Linked DNA regions of Mus musculus: region 1 is linked to region 2. Evidence: chromatin loops called from intact Hi-C (ENCODE). Cell type or tissue: gastrocnemius. All regions are shown on one strand.

Evidence for each region. Peaks named below come from ENCODE experiments on the same cell type or tissue, not always from the same donor. Only the 100,000 strongest peaks of a DNase experiment are listed, where the experiment ranks them.
Region 1: it touches region 2 in a loop (3-fold over the local background); 1 of 42 quality-filtered maps calls a loop at or near these places.

Annotation. Positions count from the first base shown.
Region 1 is chr6:125,128,314-125,132,313 of GRCm38, reverse strand. Chd4 (chromodomain helicase DNA binding protein 4) reads right to left here. Exons shown (of 39, transcript NM_001346610.1): 38 at 3,327-3,522; 39 at 1,723-2,494. The coding sequence ends at 2,313. Nop2 (NOP2 nucleolar protein) reads right to left here and starts at 431. Exons shown (of 16, transcript NM_138747.2): 1 at 311-431; 2 at 1-106. The coding sequence starts at 101. In gastrocnemius, no CTCF peak of the experiment used is centred here; DNase peaks (open chromatin) are centred at 470, 2,151 and 2,349; H3K4me3 peaks cover 1,127 bases; H3K27ac peaks cover 1,159 bases.
Region 2 is chr6:125,041,432-125,045,431 of GRCm38, reverse strand. It overlaps Ing4 (inhibitor of growth family, member 4), which reads right to left. Exons shown (of 8, transcript NM_133345.2): 2 at 1,407-1,478. All of the region lies in intron 1 of 4930557K07Rik (RIKEN cDNA 4930557K07 gene), which reads left to right. Among named protein-coding and RNA genes, the nearest start is that of Ing4, 3.6 kb to the right of the region's middle. In gastrocnemius, a CTCF peak has its summit at 2,461 (motif pointing left); no DNase peak of the experiment used is centred here.

The DNA of each region.
Region 1 (4,000 bases), 87 kb before region 2:
GGCAAAAATCTGACCAATTCGGTCTCCGCACCCTTCTGTTTTCGGGCCTTTCGGCCGGGTCCACGCTTCTCCTTCTTCGTAGGATCCAACTTGCGCCCCATGATAACTAAAGCAAAGACAAACGAGGCAAAGCGACGTTGTGGATGCTGAAATGGGAACGCAGGCCGTAGGCTTAAGGATATTACCAGGGATGGGTACCGCCCGGCCCAGGACCACTACTCAGGACCCCGATGGCCCCCTCCAGGATCTCCCACAGGACCTCGTCACCACGCCCCTCTCGGAACCTTGCTCCGCGATCCTGCAGACGCACCTGAAGGCTCGGCTCGCCTAGACCTGGTTCCGGCTGACCCGGCACCTCCAGTCAAGGCCCGCTCCACGTGCACTGGGGGGAAGAACTCAGAGGTCGCACACCGCGAAAGTGAATCGCGCAAGCGCAAAAAGGGTCGTCACAACGCCCCGCCTCTTCCGGCCGCGGCACCGGAACACACGTGATCCAGGGACACGCCCCTCACCCGCGGTTCAGAGAGGGAAACGCGCGGCGCTGCGGTCAGCGTTTCTCTGCCCTCGGTTCGGAAGGTGGCTTCCGCCCGCTACTCCCGAGGCCGCACGCTCCTTCCACCTAGCACCGCAACTTGGCCCTCCCGCTGGCACCCTAATTGCCTTAGCCCGCAAGATCGCGGGGTCCCACGCCCCTCGCCCTCCTGTTCCCAAAGTTTTGTATTAGAGCCGCTTTCCTTAGAGGTAACCCTCCCCTCCGGACCCTTTCACATAGGAACACGCACTCGGCCGGCCTTCCTTCCAAGCAGGGAGACCGCTTAGCGGATAAACGCGCTTGTCTCCGAGCCTGCAGAACTGAGTCTTTGAGTCCAGGACCCACCCATCTAGTGGCATCGGGCACAAACTCCTACAAGCTGCTCTTTGACCTCCACGTGCACAGTGATGCTATGTACAAATTATATAAGAGAGTGGTAGTTCTCTATAATCTCAGCCCTCTGCAAGAAGCAGGTGAATCTCTTTAACTTGAGGGCAGCCTGGAATTCCTGGACCCAGGATTACACAAAGAAACCCTGTCTCAAAGAAAACCAGTAATAAGGGGCTGGAGAGATGGCTCAGCAGTCAAGAGCACTGACTGCTCTTCTAAGGGTCCCGAGTTCAAATCCCAGCAACCACATGGTGGCTCACAACCATCTGCAATGAGATCTGATGCACTCTTCTGGTGTGTCTGAAGTGTACTCATATATAATAATAAATAAATCTTCAAACAAAAAAAAAGTGATAACAATAAACCAAGGAAAAAATTTTAGGGTACGGTAACATCCTTAATTCCCCCACTTGAGAGGCAGGGGCAGGCAGTAGTTACTTAGACCCTCAAAAAATTTATACTTAAGGTAACACATCCTTAATTCCCCCACTTGAGAGGCAGGGGCAGGCAGTTGTTACTTAGACCCTCAAAAAATTTATACTTCTATAATTACATATTCACGCATATGTATTCCATGGTAGAACACTTGCCCAATGTCTTCACAACTGTACCAGGCAAGTGGCTACTTCCTGCAGGAGTGCTCTGCGAACAGTTTGCTAAAGATCAGAGCCTATAAACAATGGTCCAGAAGCCTCTTGTTCGCCAGAATGTCACCCTGTCAGGAGCACAGGCAGTCTTCCAGGATAAGCCAGTTCCTGGGGTACCTGGAACCCACACTCACCCACACAGAACCAGATCACTAAAATACAAGGAAACTTTTATTTTCAGTTCTCATCAAGAAATTTGCTGTGGTTTTTTATGCTTTTGGTTCTTTTTCTTTTTTTTTTTTTTTCCAACTTTATTTAGCTGCTCAGTGGCTGGAGCCGCTGGGTTCCTGGTATTAAAAAGATGCCAACAGAGGTAGCTGTGTCTCGCCCAGGGGCCCGGCCCACTCTGAATACCCCCCAAAAAGGAGAAAACACAAAGTAAACCAACAAAATAAAACCAAAAAGAGGAAGAAATTCAGATCATTTTCTTCGAGCCTGGCAGAATCCACAACAGTTTGTAACAGGCGCACGGTGGGGAGAAGCCAGGGTCCAGAAGGCAGCCAGCCCGCCAGCTCCTGCACATGGCGGGCGGGCGCTGCGCTACTGCTGCTTGTCTCTCCAGCAGGAAGGGCACCATTGCTTCTCCCTCCCTCCCTGCCCCACTGCGCAGGGCTGTTCCTTTACAACTCAGAAGATGGGCAGAAGGAAGGCAAGGGTCTCTCTGGCCCCCAGGGGCAGCCGGGACAAGAGAAAGTGAGGAAGGTCACTGCTGAGTGGTGGAGGTGGATATCACTCTGGGTCTTTCACTGCTGCTGGGCTACCTGCTGTGGGGGAGGTTCTGGCGCCCTGTTTGCCAGGCGGCTGAGAATGTTCCGCTCTGACATCTGTAACCTCACAGCGACTGGGGGGATGCGGGCAATGGTGGCTGGGAGCCGCGTCACATCAGCTTTCATGTCACTCAACAGTTCCTCCAGCTGTTTCAGGACTGCAGAGGGAAAAAGAAAGAAAGAGGCCGTGAGCTGTGGTAGTCAAGGGCACAGCTGTGGCCCACAGGGCTGGTTGTCACGCTGGCATACACAGGATACGCTCTTGACACTCGCTTTACCTGGCCTGCCCACCCAGCTATTCCTCCCATTCTAGTTGCAAGTGGCTCTGGTCTCACATGTTGTCCAGGATGGCCTGAGACTTGAGCTCAGGTCCTGCTGTGTCTCTTGAGTCCCTGTGACTCTAGGCATCGGCCATCCACAGCTGGCGGATTCTTGTTTTTAAGAGCCACCAAACTTTAGTTCATTATTCCTTCTCACTATTGTCTCCATTTTCTTTTTCTTTCTTTCTTTTTTTTTTTTTTTTTTTTTTTTTTTTATATAAAAGGTTGGCTTCAAACTTCCTATGCAGCCAAGCATGAGCACATCTCATCGTGCTCCCGCCTCCAAGTGCTCCCAAGTTGGGAGCACAGCAAATGCCCACAGAGTTTTTATTCTCAGCCTTGGGCTCCTCCACTTGAGAGGCTCAGTTCCTACCATCTCCTCTCTGCATCCACACCTTTTTATATCCCCAATGTCCCCGGCTACCTTTATGACACCCACCTTTTCATTTCACCCCCCCCCCATAAAGCTATGCTCAAAATCTCAATAGACTTAAGAGTTCAAAGAAAATCGCTGTCCTCGATTGCCTGCAAAGAAAATCCCCTCAGCTCACATCCTAAGGTTCCACACAGGCTCGGCAGACAGTTTGGAAATAAGCTGTTTATGGATGTTGGGGAGGGGAGAGTGGAGGGGGAGGTGGAAGGAGCAGGAGGCAGGGGAGCCACTGGCGACCTTTGTGTAGGACTGCATTGGCCGGCTTATTCCCTGCCATCGACTCCTTGGACAGGTGCTGGTGACTTTCTGCCAAACACTCCACCTCAGCGAAGCGGGTGTTAAGGGCCATAGACGGGTGAGAGGGGTCCTCGGACATGTTCAGGTAAGCTGCCCTGCGAAGCTGCTCCTCGATCACCAGGGCTTGTTCTAAGAGCTGCACACGGAGAAAGAAGACAGGGGTTGGACTGATGGCCACGTTCTCACTGACAGATTCATCTCTTCCTCCAGCTAGCAAGAATCTGTAAAGAAATGCCGGCCCCTCCACACTGTTCCTCACCCACGGACTTCAACAGGCCAGCACCTCCTACCCACTGGAGTCCACATTTCTCTCTCTCTCTCTCTCTCTTTTTTTTTTTTTTTTTTTTTTGTTTTTTGAGACAGAGTTTCTCTGTGTAGCCCTGGCTGTCCTGGAACTCACTTTGTAGACCAGGCTGGCCTTGAACTCAGAAATCTGCCTGCCTCTGTCTCCCAAGTGCTAGAATTAAAGGCATGTGCCACCACGCCCGGCTGGAGTCCACATTTTTAACACTGTATTTTATGTATGAGTATGCAGGACCTCTGGAAGAGGAACCAGTGTTCTTAACTACTGAGCATCTCTCCAGCCCTGGAGGTCCACACTTTTTAGATTCTCA
Region 2 (4,000 bases):
TTTAAAAAAAAAAAAAAAAAAAAAAAAAGACATGGCTTCACAGCCTAGCTTGCTAGGTCTTTGAACATGGCTACCTAGGATGGAACATAAGACATATCTATCCTTCAGTGGGTATGAGGACACCTTCAAAATGAACCTTACCTCCGGAGCAGAGCAGCCTGAGCTCTGCAGTGAAGCGCTCCTCAGGCGCCAGAGGGCAGGCACCTCAGGAGAGCCAACTCAGCCCCGAGTACAAGGACTGAAAAATCCAGCTGATTCTAACCGCCTATGAGTTATGACATCCAATGTGTCTATGAGTTGAGGAATACAGTAGAGCACTTCTGATGTTACCTGATGCATTTTGTTTTATTCCTTTCCCTTTTGTTGTTATTGGTTACTTTTATTTCTTTAGTTTTTTGGGGAAAAGGTCTCATGTAGCCAAGGCAGACCTCAAACTCTGGGTATGTGCCAGATGTACAAGGATGACCTCAGATTTTTTTCCCCCCAACAGGGTCCCACCATATAGCCCTTGCTGGCCTGAAACTCAATATGTACAACAGGCTGGCCTCGAACTCACCAAGATCTACCTGCCTATGCTACCATGCCCTGCCCTTTCTTTGTAATAGCTTCTTGGCAAAGTTGCCAGCAGCCATCCATGCAGGCGTATGTAGCCTCAAGTGCTGTGGATTTGGTGATAGCAAACACTGCAATGAGGCATACCTTGCGTTCACGCAAAAGCAAAAAACAAAACCAGGAGCAACGTCTAGGCTTCGTATCTTCTAGTCTTGAGGAAAGAGGTACAAAAACTGTAACACCCCTGAACCTTGTTTATTTTGTGCATAGTTTGTATGTGTGTGGATGAACGTGTACAATGGCCCACAGGTTGTGGTCACAGGACCAACTTCTGGGAGGTTCTCTCCTTCTACTGTGTGGGTCCTGGGGATCAAACTCAGGGCATCAGGCCTGGTAGCAAACACCTTTACCCACTGAACTGTTTCGCCAGCTCAGCATCACTGAATTCTTGAGGTATTATCTCAATCCTTCATTTGATATGGAAAAGTAGAAAAGGATGGCCATTATCTTCTTTTAAGGAGTCCATGAAAGTCAAGGTGGAGAGATGGCTCAGTGGTTAAGAACACTGGCTGTTTTCTTGCAGAGGACCTGGGTTTGGAGCCCAGTACCCACATGGTGGCTCACAACCATCTTTATAGCTCCAGTTCCAGGAGATCTGATACTGTCTTCTGGTCTCTGTGTACCAGGCACACACATGATACATAGATATACATATGGGCAGAACATTCATACATACATACATACGTGCATACACACCTCCCTCCCCCAAGTAAGTCACAGTTCACCAGATGGTACGGTAGCAGAAAGCAGGAAACCACACAGTGATCAAGAAAAGCCTATTATTCTGTACGTACCCTCTGTCCTTTGGTCTAGGTCCCTCATGAGCTGAAAGTTTCTCTGTAATTCAAACGGGAGGTTTTCAATACCTGGGAAGAGACAGAAATAGTTACTGCAGTACACCTAAGTTGTGGCAAGTGCTCTACCACTAAGCTAGACCTCAGCTTGCTGCGGCCATCTTTCTATTTAACCTTTTGTTTACTGTTTCTGCGATGCTGTGGATAGAACCCAGGGCTTTGCGTATGCTAGGCAAGCGTGCTGCCCCTGATCTACAACCCTAGCCGACTGAAGGCTCCTTTGAAAATGAAGTTCAGGCTGGAAACAAAAGGAAGAGGCAGGGGAATTATGACTCAAGTCAGGCTCGGCCACATAGGGAATCTGGAGCCACCTAGTTACATAAGATAATTGTTTTAAAAGACAAAACAAAGAATAGGAAAATAGACAAAAGTAAAGTTCAGGGGCTGCAGAGATGCTCGGCAGACAGGAGCACTGGCTGTTCTTCCAGAGTCCAGAGTTTGGTTCCCTGCACCCAGACTGAGTGGCTTACAAGTCCCTATAGCTCCAGCTCTGGGGATACAATGTTTCTGAGTTACAAGGGGACATGCATTCATGCATACACACACATACATACCCATTCCCATGATTGATGGATAGGTAATAAAAAATAATTAACTAAAATACTTTTCTAGGGCTGGTGAGATGGCTCAGTGGGTAAGAGCACCCGACTGCTCTTCCGAAGGTCTGGAGTTCAAATCCCAGCAACCACATGGTGGCTCACAACCATCTGTAACAAGATCTGACGCCCTCTTCTGGAGTGTCTGAAGACAGCTACAGTGTACTTACATATAATAAGTAATAATATATATATATATTCAAATATATATAATAAATAAATCTTTAAAAAAATACTTTTCTAAAGTGCAATTCAGTATTTTGAAAAAAAAAAGGGGGGCTGGAGAGATGGCTCAATGGTTAAGAGCACCGACTGCTCTTCCAAAGGTCCTGAGTTCAAATCCCAGCAACCACATGGTGGCTCACAGCCATCCCTAATGAGATCTGATGCCCTCTTCTGGTGCGTCTGAAGACAGCTACAGTGTACTTATGTATAATAATACAAAAAACTTAAAAAAAAATATATATGCATATATATATAAAATGGAGTGTGATTCAGTTTTCCCCTCATCTGAAACTGGAGTTTTTTCTTGCTTTTGTTTGTTTGTTTCTTTTTTTAAGTTTTTTTTTTTTTTTTTTTTTTTTGGACAGGGTCTCTGTAGGCCAGGCTGGCCTCAAACTTGCTTTGTAGCCAACGATGACCAACAATAAAATTCTGATTCTTGTCATGTGTTGGCTCCTAATAGTCCAGTGTTAATAGTCCTATGCCAGCTGTATACAGTGTTGGGGATCAAACCTCAGGGCCCTTGCATGCCAGGCAGTCATTCTACCAACTGAGCTCCATGCCCAGCCTGAAATGAGGGATTTATTTGTGACAGGATTCATTCACCCTTTCTCAAAAGGGGAAACCTCTTTTTCAGCTAGCCTCCTGTCTCTGCAAGCCTCCTAACCTCTTCTTATTTGGTGACCTTATTCTATAAACCAGCTTTCTCTCTTTTAGCTTCAACCTCCATCTTCTTTGCTCTCAACTTTAGCACTCATCATGCGTTCTGTAACCGTCCAGTAACTTAAGGCTGTGTTCCACACTTCCTATCTGGCTTAGCTCACTCAGCCTTGCCATCTTCTTGCTCTCTCTGATAACACACTGGCCTTCTAAGCGCCTCACACTTGTCAGCAACTTTCCAGGAGTCCTGGCTTCCTCATCCCACCCACACAGTACCTGCTTCCCCCACTCCACTTCTTCTCATTCTTCAAAGTGCAGTTTCAGAACCGGACTTTCCCAGACTCGGACAAATGCCTTACATAGACAGGCTGTCAAGATAGTCTAGCTAGAGCCGGGTTTGGTGGCGCATGCCTTTCATCCCAACACTCGGGAGGCAGAGGCAGGCGGTTTTCTGAGTTCGAGGCCAGCCTGGTCTACAAAGAGTTCCAGGACAGCCAGGCCTACACAGAGAAACCCTGTCTCGAAAAAAACCAAAATGAAAAAAAAACAAAAAAAAGAGATAGTCTAGCCAGTATTTTTAGTATTTATCCAACCATAACGAAATAACTAATAGTTACTTTGGGTATGTCTCCCTAACCTTCCAGGAGACACATGCCTGGATCAAATTTTAAATTCCCCTCATGTTTAGAAAGTGTCAAATAAATAATTGAATAAACGTATTATTAGTTAAGCTTCTCCACAAAAGCAAATTTTCTCTACAGAGCTTAACCTCACTCTCTCGCTCCCTGTGGTGGGGCAGACTGAACTTCAATCCCAGGGGCTGCCCCTTGTTAGGCAAGTGGTCTAGTGTCATCTCCTATATAAACATAAAGACAGGCTTTCATTATGTAGCCATGGCGGGCCGAGATCTCACCTTATAATACCAGGCTGGTCTCAAACTCAGAGATCTTTCCAAGTGCTGGGATTAAAGGTATGTGCTACCCAAACTTGTGTTTCTGTAAGTCGAACTCAAATGTAAAAAAATGTTTGTACTGAATATGGCTTGGTGCTTATAAT